3 separate regions of the Homo sapiens genome follow, and all the other regions are linked to region 3. The links are chromatin contacts, found by Hi-C or POLR2A ChIA-PET in ENCODE. All regions are on one chromosome and are shown on one strand. Each heading gives the region's core, a stretch centred on a gene start or an enhancer-like site at or near the end of the contact. The rest is flanking DNA. Distances are from core to core; before and after follow the strand shown. Region 1 overlaps RERE (arginine-glutamic acid dipeptide repeats). Region 2 overlaps RERE (arginine-glutamic acid dipeptide repeats). Region 3 overlaps RERE (arginine-glutamic acid dipeptide repeats).

What was found. Hi-C counts contacts between places; a loop is a spot of excess contacts on that map. ChIA-PET counts read pairs that join two places held with the same protein, here RNA polymerase II (POLR2A). Pooled maps may share reads with other maps.
Region 1: a loop to region 3 is called in a pooled map, with 5 times the contacts of the local background. The contact joins two enhancer-like sites. A Hi-C loop is called at or near these places in 1 of 168 maps with a recorded cell type or tissue (HCT116), 3 of 37 single-sample maps with no recorded cell type and 8 of 50 pooled maps. POLR2A ChIA-PET finds 5 or more read pairs at or near these places in 6 of 52 experiments (AG04449, OCI-LY7, Panc1 and 3 more).
Region 2: a pooled map shows a loop between it and region 3 (5-fold over the local background). The contact joins two enhancer-like sites. A Hi-C loop is called at or near these places in 2 of 37 single-sample maps with no recorded cell type and 8 of 50 pooled maps. POLR2A ChIA-PET finds 5 or more read pairs at or near these places in 4 of 52 experiments (BJ, GM12878, OCI-LY7 and 1 more).

Annotation. Positions count from the first base shown.
Region 1 is chr1:8,539,062-8,543,536 of GRCh38, forward strand. RERE (arginine-glutamic acid dipeptide repeats) reads right to left here. Exons shown (of 23, transcript NM_001042681.2): 7 at 2,153-2,257. Among named protein-coding and RNA genes, the nearest start is that of SNORD128, 46 kb to the left of the region's middle. Within about 2 kb of position 1,335, at least 6 of the 41 ENCODE cell types and tissues checked have a DNase peak (open chromatin) inside an H3K27ac peak, as active enhancers do; they include OCI-LY7, where a contact is called at or near this core.
Region 2 is chr1:8,646,558-8,650,626 of GRCh38, forward strand. The region is part of intron 2 of RERE (arginine-glutamic acid dipeptide repeats); the gene reads right to left. Among named protein-coding and RNA genes, the nearest start is that of SNORD128, 150 kb to the left of the region's middle. Within about 2 kb of position 2,639, at least 2 of the 41 ENCODE cell types and tissues checked have a DNase peak (open chromatin) inside an H3K27ac peak, as active enhancers do.
Region 3 is chr1:8,395,762-8,400,399 of GRCh38, forward strand. All of the region lies in intron 12 of RERE (arginine-glutamic acid dipeptide repeats), which reads right to left. Among named protein-coding and RNA genes, the nearest start is that of RERE-AS1, 27 kb to the right of the region's middle. RefSeq lists an enhancer at 1-167. Within about 2 kb of position 1,415, at least 21 of the 41 ENCODE cell types and tissues checked have a DNase peak (open chromatin) inside an H3K27ac peak, as active enhancers do; they include OCI-LY7, where a contact is called at or near this core.

The DNA of each region.
Region 1 (4,475 bases), core at 85-2,584, 140 kb after region 3:
CCTGAGAGTTGAAGAGTTAAAAGACAAAAGCTACTTTAGTTAATTAATATAACTTGTGCAACAGGAAAACTATCAAGTGATTAAATAAGCACAATATCACTAAAATAACATCCAATTCCTTTGTATCTAGAGAGAAATCCAAGTTCAAGCATTTTACAATTTACCTGGGCAACAGGAAGACATGAGAAGGTAGCCAATAAATGCATATGTAAAATAAACATTTCAAAATATCAGATGCTTAAGAAATATTACCACTGACCAGCTTCTTTATCATTGGAACACGGCATACTTTTGAAAAAACAAACAAACAAACTCAACCATCATAGTTTTCTTTCTTTTCCTTTTTTTTTTCTTTTTTTCTCGAGATGGAGTCTTGCTCTGTTGCCCAGGCTGAAGTGCAGTGGGGCAATCTCGGCTTACTGCAACCTCCGCCTCCCGGGTTAAAGCAATTCTCCTGCCTCAGCCTCCAGAGAAGCTGGGATTAAAGGTGTGTGCCACCATGCCCAGCTAATTTTTGTATTTTTAGTAGAAATAGGGTTTCACCACGTTGGCCAGGCTGGTCTTAAACTCCTGACCTCACGATCCGCCCGCCTTGGCCTCCAAAGTGCTGGGATTACAGGCGTGACCCACCTACACCTGGCCAAGCATCACAGTTTTCTAAAGGAGAAAAGGTACTCTTTGATGAGCATTATATTACTATCCATACATCAAGCACTATCTAGAATCTAGCTTCTGATGCTGTCTAGAAAATAGCATCCAATATTGAGAGGAAGAGAGGGAGACAGACAGACAGATACACTAATGCGAGCCCCAAGAGAGCTGTGGGCAGCTTCATAAAACCACAACAAAAAACACGTTCCCTTCTACCCCTACGTTGACTACTCAACAACATTCTAAGTTTTACATACGGTTTCTGAAAGTCCTCTAGAAAAATGTTCTCAATAAAATGATACCCATTTTGCCTTTACACTTAATGTAGTTCTTTTGCTAACTTCTTTGAGCCAAGTATTATTTATTATTTATTTATTTATTTATTTTTTATTCTTTTAAAAGACAGGGTGTCCCTCTGTCGCCCAGGCTGGAGAGTGCAGTGGTGCCAACGCAGCTCACTACAGCCTTGACTTCCCAGGCTCAAGCAATCCTCCTGCCTCAGCTTCCTGAGTACCTGGGACCACAGGTGCAGCCCACCACGTCCAGTTAATTTTTATTTTATATTTTGTTGAGAGAAGAGGTCTCACCATTTTGCCTAGCTAGGCTGGTCTCAAACTCCTGGGCTCAAGCGCTCAAGCAATCCTCCCACTGTGGCCTCCTAAGGTTCTAGGATTACAGGCATGAGCCACTGCACCTGGCCGGGGATGTTTTATTTCCTTCTAAATCTTCACATGTATAAACATGTCTTGGGTGTCCAGAGCATATATTACTTGATCAGTGGCTAACATCCTGTTTTTAAAATCCTTAATAAAATATGCAGTCACATGATCAATACAGGGCAAGTATGAATATATACACTCATAAAAATTCTTCCACGTGCTACATTAAAGTAGCATCTATGACAGACATAAAAATTGTTAAATTACTCTGACCCTATTGCTTCTCATTTTAAAAAAATAGTAATTCAAACTGTTACATAGATCTTACCAAGATGTTTTGAGAACTTGATGTGTCTGACTCATACTAGTAGTCTTACTAAAGATATTTCAGTGTGTGTTCCTGGAGTTTTATTACCAAGAGTGAACAAAACAAATGAGTAACCAACAAACTTTCCAAAATTACTTAGTCTTTTTCAATATGGTATTATGGAAGGCTTGACAGAATGTGAATCAGGGAAATAATCTACCAATTCTTAATACTTAATTCAAAATACAGATAAACTAAAAGTATATCTTTATCCCACCTTCTTTCAACCCAAATTTTCTCATTTTTCTTTTTCTGAATAAAAGTAAAGAGCAAACAAAAAGCCACTTTAGATGTCAAAGACATTAATTACAACTCCTCCCAAAGAAGTTTACTGAAGGACTCTGGAGTCATTTTTTTTAAGTATGTTACTAGTGTATGTCCAGAAGCATAAACTACACACACACACACATACACACACACACAAATGAGAAAAGGAAAAGAGTTCTCAATGAATGGACACAAGTGACTCACTTACCTTGTCTCAGGGTTATATCCTAATATGTAGAAAAATGAATCCACTCGGGCTTTAAACTCTCTAGCAGCAAATATGTCAGAAAAATGGGAGATGTTACACTTCCCTCTGGGAAAAAGAGAAAAAAATAATTAGTAATACCCTCAACTGCTTTTGCTAACCAAAACTGGAGGGGGAAGGGTGGAGGAAGCACTGAACTAAGTCCATGTGCATGGAGAATCGGCTACAAACACCACACTTTATTTCACCTATTCAGCTGTTTCATGACTGCTTCACTGTACACCTGTGTAATCTGACTGCTTTTATATCACCATTTTACTAATAAAGTAAAATTAATTAAAACAACAAAGATAAACTGGAGACAGGACTATGAGAAAGAATATTAAACAAAGTAGAAATGGAGAAAAATTAAAACCATTGTGAATATAAGAAAAACTCAGTTTAAAGCCTTTCTAAATCATAAAAAAAAATGAGCCTTTCTTCCTACTATATTATGATAGGCAGAAAGTTTAACTGTTTAAAGCTAAAATGTGGAATATTTGACATGTCTTTGGAATACAGCTTCTGGCCAATAAACATTTTTCTTCTCCTGCAATGTGCAACAAATAAAGTTACTTGGAAATTAAAACCTAGAGAAATTTTAACTTTTTTGCATAAACATGGGCCCCAATATACAAGGAGTTTTCAAATTTTGGGGTAACTTTAAATGGCTATAAGGTTAGAAATCACTTTCCCATAGAAATACTAAAATAAAGTGGAGTAAAGTTTTCAGGTTCATTTACCACCTAAAGTTAAACCAACCTGTAGTTGAAAACCCTACAATACTTACTCCAAAACGGCTTAAGCAATGTTTCCATGCACCAAGTATCAACGTAAATGCCAGAAGCATTATATCACGTGGTGAGGCCTAACTTCCAAATCCAAACACACACACGCACACATACACTCACTCCAGGATTCCCAAAGAGGCAGGGGAGGCTTAAGAACTCTAACTCCCTCCTGGTCACTTTAATGCCAAGTGGAAGCCAAAGGCTACAGTGAGGTTAGATGGAAATGGAGGACCAAAAGTTCCCATTTCATATCAAAAGCCGTGCAGCATACTTCCAGGACGTGGCCTCCCACTGCTTGAGCAGGCTATCTGTTGTGATAAGAACTCCATGAGTATGCACGGTAACAACATACACACCAGCTAATGGCCACAGTGTTAGGAAGAGAAGCTGGCTGAGGGGTTATCAGCGTGGGTTCATTCATTCACTTCCTACCAAGAAATTAAAAAGCAAGGTTCTTCTTTACCTTAAGGGCTTAAGTACCTGTAACCAAAGCAGGGTCAGCCAGGCACAGTGACTTCACACCTGTAATCCCAGCACTTTGGGAGGCTACGACAGGAGGATTATTTGAGGCCAGGAATTCAAGAAAAACTTGGGCAACATTAGTTGAGACCCCATCTCACCACACCTGGTTAATTTTAAAATTTTTTGTAGATGGGAGTCTCACTAGGTTGCCCAGGCTGGTCTCAAACTCCTGGCTTCAAGTGATCCTCCTGCCCTGGCCTCCCAAAGCACTGGGATTATAGGTGTGAACCACTGCACCCAGCCCCCATCTCCATTTTTTAAATTAAATAACAATGCTGTTGATATAAAGTCCCTTTGGCAACTATAGATTAGAAAGTATCTATAGTTCTATAGAATAGAAGCTACAGAATAGAAAGTATTCCAGGGTTACTGAGCACTTCAAACAACACTGATAAAACTGAGAACTGAATTTAAAATTTTATTTGATCTTAACAAATAAATTATTTGATCTTATGTAAATCTAAATAGCTACGTATGGCTACTAGCTACCATAGTGAACAACACAGATTTATAAGACATTTCCATCACAGCAGAAAGTTCTATTAGAAGTGCTATAGTATTCATACCTACTATTTGTAGATAGTAAGATCCAATTCAAGGAAAAATACAGACTAAGCATCAACTTCCCAGGCCCAGAACTGCCTCTTCTAGTATTTAACTAGAACTAAAATAAGCTTCTGGGAAAGAAAATGCAGGTATGATCTTTTTTACAAATGAACAACTAGCTCACTTTGAAACCACTCATCCATACAAGGTGATTTAATCCCCGAAAGCCAGAAGAAATAGGTTCCTTTAGCAGTAAAATAGAGATAACACCTACTGCACTTATAAAGACAAAGCCTACAAAACTCTACTACACAATGCTATGTAAAGTAAGTTATTCCTATTATTGTACATTACTAAAGGAAATTGATTCTTCTTTTATTATTGTTCGTTATTTCACTCTTAAACTGGAGTAATTAATGTATCAATTA
Region 2 (4,069 bases), core at 1,389-3,888, 250 kb after region 3:
AAAAAAAAACAGGGTCATCATTGCCAATGTAACTAAAATAAGGACACATGAAAATATAATTACACTGTAGGTGTGATTAGTTAACATTAAGTAAGGTGAGCCCTAATCCAATATGACTGGCATCCTTACAAAAAGGAAAAATGTAGATAGACACAGAGATATGTACACAAAGAGAATGCTATGAAAGATCACCACTACGCTGCCACAAAGCAGCAAACTACTGTAAGCAAGGACAGAGGCTTGAAACAGATCCTTCCCTGGTGCCTTCAGAGGTAACATGAGGCTGGGTGGAGTGGCTCATGCCTGAAATCCCAGCACTTTGGGAGGCCAAGGTGGGCGGATAGTGTGAGCCAAGGAGTTCAAGATCAGCCTGGGCAACATGGCAAAACCTTGTCTCTACAAAAAATACAATTAGCCAGGCATGGTAATGCATGCCTATAGTCCCTGCTACTCAGGAGATTGAGGCTGCAGTGAGCAATGATCATGCCATAGCACACCATCCTGGGCGACCCTGTCTCAAAAAGAAATGAAAAAGAGGTAACACGACCCTGCCAACACCTTGCTGTTGGATGTGTGGCCTCCAGAACTGTAAGACAACATACCTCTGTTGTTTAAGCCACTCCATTTGTTATACAGCCACAGCATCCCTAACATACTAACACACAGCCACATTGTGTTTCCTCCCAAATAAGATTAACGTTGATTAAATAACATTAAAGATGATTGTGCAGATAGGCAACTAGGTCACAGAGGGTCTACAGTGCCAGGTTCTGGGAACAAACCTGCTGGTGAACAGGGAATACACTGAAAAGCTTTAAGCAGATTAATAATAGGTCTAATAAGTGCAACTGAATTTGTCACATGTCGGAAAAAAAACATTAAGCTCTGCCTAAAGATGCCTTTATGCTATGTTACACAAAAATATTCTTGCCATTATCAATAAAACTACCCCACCACAAAATATGAATGTTTCAAGAAGACACCTTCATTTGCATGTCACATCTATTAATACCTAAAATTCTTCTAAATATTGAGATGTAGATAAAAAGTTACAGATCAAATGAGCTTCTATTTAAAATATGTATGTGTGTGTGTGTGTGTGTGTGTGTGTGTGTGTGTGTCCCCTGGAACACCAAATACCACATCTTGGTTTTGTTTTATTTTGGGAAGGAAATGTTTGTCTGAGTAATTAATTGCCTTACAGAAGCTTTCGATGATTCAGAGAACTAAGGATGTGACACCACTTGCAGCCTCCACAGACCTCAGTGAAGACGCAGTAGCTAAATGTTAGGACCATTTGTTAAAATATCGGGGACTCCCTCCCCACTTTAAACAGTAACTTGATTGAATGGAAATTTTCCATTTAGAAAATAGTTGCATGTTATCTTTACTTTTTCTTTTAAGGCAAACTTTTACTGAAGTGTAATACATATACAGAGAAGTGCAAAATGCAGTAAATTTTCACAGAACAAGTCCATGTAACCAGTACCATAAAACGTAACATGGCCAGAACCTGGGGGTCCCCTTAATGTTCTGTTCCCTGTACCCATAGGGCAATCTCTCTCCTGACTTCAAACACCAAAGATTAGTTGTGGCTGTTTTAAAATTTTCTATAAAAGGAATTATACAGTATTATGCTCTTCTGTGTCCACTCAACATCATGTTTCATGTTGAAATCATTTACCTGTTTTTGCGATGGGGTCTCACTCTGTAACCCAGGCTGCAGTGCAGTGGTGCAATCACTGCTCACTGCAGCCTCAACCTTCCATGCTTAAGGGATCCTCCCACCTCAGCCTCCCAAGTAGCTGGGACTACAGGAGCACACCACCAAGCCCGGCTAACTTTTGTATTTTGAGTAGAGACAAGGTTTCGCCATGTTGCCCAAGCTGGTCTTGAACTCCTGGGCTCAATCTACCTACCTACCTCCACCTCCCAAAGTTCTGGAATTACAGACGTGAGCCACTGCACCTGACCTATAGTCATTTACTTTAAATAGGTTTTAGAAATAACGTATATTCCATTTTTATTCAAACTAGATCCTCAGGTTTCATTTTGCCTAGTTTGAATTTTTTCCAGCTTAAATTCCATTTGCATCAAAAGAAAATAACACTTAAGTGATCAAAGTAAACAATTCTAGTTTCCAGGGCATTTTTCCTCAAAATTGTCAAATAAAATGGTCAAATATTTTGCATCACCTAAGATTTCACAAACCACAAACTTATATACATAAATACATGTTTTGCACTATGTTCATGAAAGTAGAAGGAACACATATTCTAGGACTATAGGGTAAATAGGACAATCAAACAAAATTATCAGTTAATATGACAAAATGTTAAAAAATTAATACATACTTTTGAAAAAAAAAATACATTTCATTATCCAAATAGCAAGCAATACCAATATGCCAAAATAAAAAAAAAAATCTCACAATAATATGAAGTTAGTTTTTTAACCAGTTCTACCTACACCAGAAATAAAGGAATCAAATTTCCTAGAACCTAACTGAAAACAGTAGAAAGAAATTAATATGCCACCTACAGCAAACTCCAGAAATCAATATCCTATGCTAAAGAAGCCCAGAAGGAAAATCTGGCTGCACACAGCTGTGTAATAAATCAATTTGTTACCGTGACAGTCATCTCAAAACAGGAGTAATGGCTGACAGACAACAAAGAAGTTAGATCTGACTCAAGGACAATATACAATAGAGCCCCACAAGGTTTTTGTTTTGGTTTTATTTTTAAACAAGTCTGTTAAATCATTCATTGGGAAGTAATACAAAACAGACTTCCAGAAGTCTTATTCTAATTTTAACATCATCAATGAGTCAATAATTTTTTTTAATGTTTCTAGAAATTTCTTTATTCAACAAATATTATGGAATACAGGCTGGGCGCGGTGGCTCTCACCTGTAATCCCAGCAGTTTGGGAGGCCGAGGTGGGCAGATCACTTGAGGTCAGGAGTTCGAGACCAGCCTGGCCAACATGGTGAAACCCTGACTCTACTAAAAACACAAAAATTAGCCGGGCGTGGTGTCACACGCCTGTAATCCCAGCTACTCTCGAAGATGAGGCAGGAGAATCACTTGAACCCAGGAGGCGGAGGTTGCAGTGAGCTGAGATTGCACCACTGCACTCCAGCCTGCATGACAGGGCAAGACTCCGTCTCAAAAAAAAAAAAAAAAATGTATATATATTATGGAATACACACTATGTGTACACTATTGTCAGTAGATGGCAGGAATTCAATGATGAGTGGGGGAAAATAAGAATTGCTGTTTTTTTGGAGAAGGGAGACTTATTAATCCTAATAAAATTATTACTGTTCTAAGTGCTAGAAGAAAAGATACAAAAAAGGCTATAACAGTATTTATTAAGGAAATGTATTTGACTAACCTGGGAGAAAGGCAGTGACACTGGGGTGGCAGAGCTTAAGAAAAGATAAGAATTAAGTGTGTTACCGAGACGAGAAGAGCAAGTGCAAAGGCCCCGAGGCAGGCGGGAACATGGGCAGTGTAAGTAACAAAATCTATTATGCTGAGCTCCTAAGGACAAAATTAAGGTAATCCCAGAGTTTAGCAGCAAAGGTGAAAAAGACCTGGTTGTGACAACGCATGAGATTAAACCGTAGTGATAAATTCTAAATAATATTTAATTTCTCCATAAGATCACATGCTTCTAAACACTAAACAATTTAAATATAGCTTGGGACAGAAAAGTATGATTATATGAAAGCCTACCTTTATCCTCAAAGTATCCCTGCTATGCTCATTCTCAGTGACATTTCGAGAGGTCCCTATAATTTATACTTATTCTGAGTAGTAAAACCAATTCAGAGATGTAGAAAGCAATAAATATTTGAAAAATCTTAATTTGTGCTTTATATCCCATAGAAATAAATGAGTATTAAAGATCTATTCACTTGGAAGCGGTGGTTCACGTCTGTAATCCCAGCACTTTGGGAGGCCAAGGTGGGTGGATCACCTGAGGTCAGGAGTTCGAGACCAGCCTAGCCAATGTGGTAAAACCCTGTCTCTACAAAAAATACAAAAATTAGGCCAGGAGC
Region 3 (4,638 bases), core at 165-2,664:
ACCAAAACCAAAACCACCACCATGCACTGAAGGCCTGCAGTGGGGGCACAGGAGGAAGTATGAGAGGTTCCATGCCTGAGTTGTGATGTTTGCAGAGAATTAGCCAGTGAGAGTGCCCAAGGAACACGGGAGCACAAATCTGAGAAGGAACACTCGAACGAGGACCAATTCTATTATTATTATTCTGCTCTGTAAGGCATAGGTGACACCACCCCTCTCTCTGTGCTTAAAGGACAGCCATTCCATTAACTACCCACCTTGAATGGATTCCAGAGAAAGACTTTGTTCCCCAAGAAATATTAGCAAAAGCCTTCAAGCCAGGGCTAAGAGCCTTAGTGACAAGTGAGAAGGCACAGAACAACTGAGCAGAGATCATCTCTTGAAAACCTATGCTAATTATCCTGTTTCTACCATCAGGAAAGTGGGAGGGGGGAAGGGCTGCTGTGCTATCACTTGGGGTCCATTCTGGGGTCAAATTTGAATCCCAGCTTCTAGAGCTGAATTCAATGTGGAGTTTGTTGTCCATGCCAAAATTCAAAGGCTGATCAAGTTGAAGAACGTGACATGGACATAATGTGAAGTACATGAAAACTCACATACAAAGTACCTGCCCTCCTGGAACCAGTCCCCAGTTATCACAGAGCCGAGAGGAAACCAGTCCCCTATTATCAAATCCTCTTACTCTTGACTAGAGTGATGGAATTTGGGAAGAATGCAGCAGACTTCTAAAGACTGCTCAGCTACAAGCAGGATCTTCATCTCCTTTTCAGCTGTGGATAACAACGGAAGCAGTCAGCCGTCTAATAAATCAAGTTTAATTTTAACAGCATGAAGTATTGCCCGCTTTGTAATTATACTTCCAAAGGTAAAACCCAACTCGAATTAACTTAAAAAAATTGTTATTGAGGTAAAATTCACATAACATAAAATTAATCATTTTAAAGTTTACAATTCAGAGGCAGTTAATACATCTACAATGCGTGCAGCCCTCAGATCTAATTCCAAAACGCTTTCATCATCCCCCAAAGGAGACCCCTCCCCCTCATTAAGCAGTCAAAGTGAACTTTTTCCACAATGGCATTCTTTGTGATATATCATGCTTTCTCCACAGTATCAGTTTATTCACTTTCAACAGCATCTTTGCATTTTAAAGGTAAGGGAAAACTCAAAGGACCATGAGAACTAACACTCACAAATGTGCTTTCCAGTCTACCACGTGACTGTATACACATCTGGTGAGACAGTTATCTCAGGCAAAATGTACTGTGTGTCTTCCCTGGGAGGAGAAACAGGAGCTGATTCTAATGGAATGTTTACTATGTGACAGATACTGAGTCAGAAACAGCACAGCAGCTAAGACTGGGTGCTCTGCAACCACACTGCCCAAGTTCCAGTTCCAATTCAGTGTGAACTCTGTGTTCTTTGGGCAAGTCATCATAATCTCTCTGCCTCCTTTCTCTTCACACGTATTGTGATGGCAACACCACCACTTGCCTCATGGAGATGCTATGAAGGTTAAGTAAGTTCAAGTGCTTAGAACAGTGCCTAGTGCATAATAAGAGCTCAATCACTGCTGCCTTATTCGACTTTCACTACGACTCTGAGGGAGGTTCTATTTGTGCCCCCATTTCATTACTGAGGAACTTAAATTTTACAGCATCTAAGAGACTTACCCCAAACCCCCAGAGAATAAGTGGGATAGCTGGGATTTGAACTCAATTCTGAGTTCTGTTGGCTTAGCAACCATTCTGTAAAATGTACCAAGGAACAAAACCTTTCTGATCCCAGTTACCAAACTCATGTTGAGCAAAATCACACTCACACAGGAAAAAAAAAAAAAAACACATGAAACTGTCACCAAAATGGCAATAACCCAACTGTGCTACAGTTTTATTTCCTGCTGGCTTCTCAGTTCTCTAAGCCTTGAGGATCCACGCGCCTTAGACCATTATTACCTCCTCCCCCATATGCAGTAAGTTCCTGACTCTTCTGATCTTTCCTGTTCTTACTGGGCACCATCCCCCAAGACCTTCTGCTATTTGTACTTTCTGATTTCAGGCTCTTTATTCTCTGATACACACTGTTGCCAGAATAATCTTCAAAAAGATTGACTGCAACTTTCAACTTTAATTCAATCATACAAATATTTCTTGAGCATCTAGGTGCAAGGCACCATGATGAAGATAATGTGAGTAAGACAGTCCTTGCCTTCAGGAGCTCAATCCAAAAAGGGAGGTGTAAGATAGAATTTCATAAGACAATGCAGAGCCAGAGAAAGGCCCTAAGAGAGGCATGATGTTCTACAGGGGTATTCAAAGGACAGAGTTATATCCTCCTCAGATTAGAGAAAGATTAATGAAGGAAATTAAGTTTAAAAATGTAGAGCATTTCCACATGGAGTAACAGAAGGGCAGGCATTCTGGGCAGAACACTGCAGGAAGAAATGGCAGACAGGAAGCCTGAGTGTTTGGCAAGGGCCAGAGGTGCAGAAAGAAAAGCAGTAGGGAAGGGGCTTGGAGAAGCTGATTTGGACCACAGTATAAAAGGTCTTGACTCTCAGGCAAGGGGGTTAGTACTGAGTGTGGCTGATGAAATCTCCATAGCTTTGCTCTCCTGTGTGCTTTGCTCAGGGTTGGTTCTCACCATCTCCCCATCACTCAAGGCCTAGTTCAAGTCTCAGCTTCTTCCTGACGTGTGTCTTGACCGCCCCAGTGTAAAATAAGATCCTCTTCTATTAACAACGACCATCTCTACAATTTATTTGGCAATTAATCACGTAGTGCTTCTAACATCTGTTATCAGTCTTAAATGATTTTTCCTTTTTCTTATTATTTATCATGCGTATTTATGTTTTGACTCCCCAGTGAAGTATTCACTGAACTCTAGTGTGGGGGAGGAGTCTTCCCCAACTCTGGAAGATCACCAGAAAATACGCAGCCTAAAAACAGATTTTGTCAGGTGACTCTGATGACCAGTTGGGTATGCAATCCACTACACCCATGGAATCTGGCACAGGGCCTTGCTATACATCGAAAAATTTGCTATTTTTACAGGTATCTGTGATTTTCACTTCATATCTCAACAACAAACAGGTGCATCAATGTGCGCGGCCACTAGGAGTACATGAGAGTACCTGCTTTTCAACAACCTCACTTCTACTTAGAACTGATAAACTTTTTTGTAAATATAACGGGTGTGAAGTAATATGTGTATTTTAATTTGCATTTCCCTGTTAGTGAGGCTGCAAAACTTTGCAGACTTTTCAGATTTTCTCAGCTAAAACTACCTGTTCTCATCTTTCACCCATTTTTCTATTGAACTGCTTGTGTCTATTATAGATTTCTACAAGTTCTTCATGCATTCTAGATACTAATCCAGTTATGTTATAAATATCTTCTCTCAGTCTGTCACTTTTTTCTCACTTTATGGTTTCCTATAAAACACAGACTTTTTAAGTCTTAATATAGATAAATATATTATCATTTACTTTTTGAGTTGTACTTTTTGTACTATTTCTTATAAACCCTTCCCTACTCAGGGAACATTAAAATGTTCTATTTTCTTACAGTTTTAAAGTCTTGTTTTTCCTGGCTTTAACTTATCTGAAAGTTACAATCTTATTTTATTTTGTTCCCATATGCCAGCTAAGCCCATTGGTCCCAAACCATTTACTGAATAATTGGTTAGTTCCCCACGGATATCACATAGTTCTGCCCCCATTACACTGACGTCTCTATTTTGCATCAATACCACCAGGTCTTAATTACTCTAACTTTACAAGTCTTATCTCATTTGTATAAAGCCTATCTTCCTTGTTTCTTACTCAATTTTCTTGCTATTCTTGGACCTTTATTCTACCACACAAATCAGTCTGCTGGTTCCACAAAAAAATCCTGTTAAAGTTTTGATTGAAATGATATAGCAATGAGAGAGTAAGGGGATCTTTATAATGCAGAGTACTTTTTCCATTAACATCGGCGCATCATCTCTCCATTTATCTACGTCTTTTTTTTAGGTCTTTTAATATTTTATTATGTCTTTTTTTAAAAAAAAAAATAAAGAATTTGCATATCATTTGTTGTACTTACTGCTAGGAATCTTATAAACTATAAGTTTCTGTAGCCACTGTGAACAGCATTTTTTTTTTTAAGAGACAGAGTCTCACTATGTCATTCAGGTGGGACTCCAACTCCTGGGCCTAAGTGATCTTCCTGCCTCAGTCTCCTGAGTAGCTGCAACTACAAGGTCATCCCACTGCACCCGGCTCAGTATTTTTAATATATTACATTTTCTACTTTGTTGGTGGTGGTCCATAGGAATACTACCAATTTTTTAAAAATCTTTAAACTGTAAAATTTTTCTATATTTTCATTTGCTCCACTAATTAAGTGTCTACATTTTTAATATAAATATATCACCTACAAATCAGTTTTGTCTCTTCCTTTCCATTCCTGTGTCATATGTGTGTGTGTGTGTGTGTGTGTGTGTGTGTGTACATATATATTATAGTTTGACAAAGTCATGCTCTGTTACCCAGACTGGAGTGCAGAGGTATGATCATAGCTCACTATAACTTGAACCCCTGGGCTCAAGCAATCCTCCCACCTCAGCCTCCCAAGTAGTGGGACTACAGGCGCA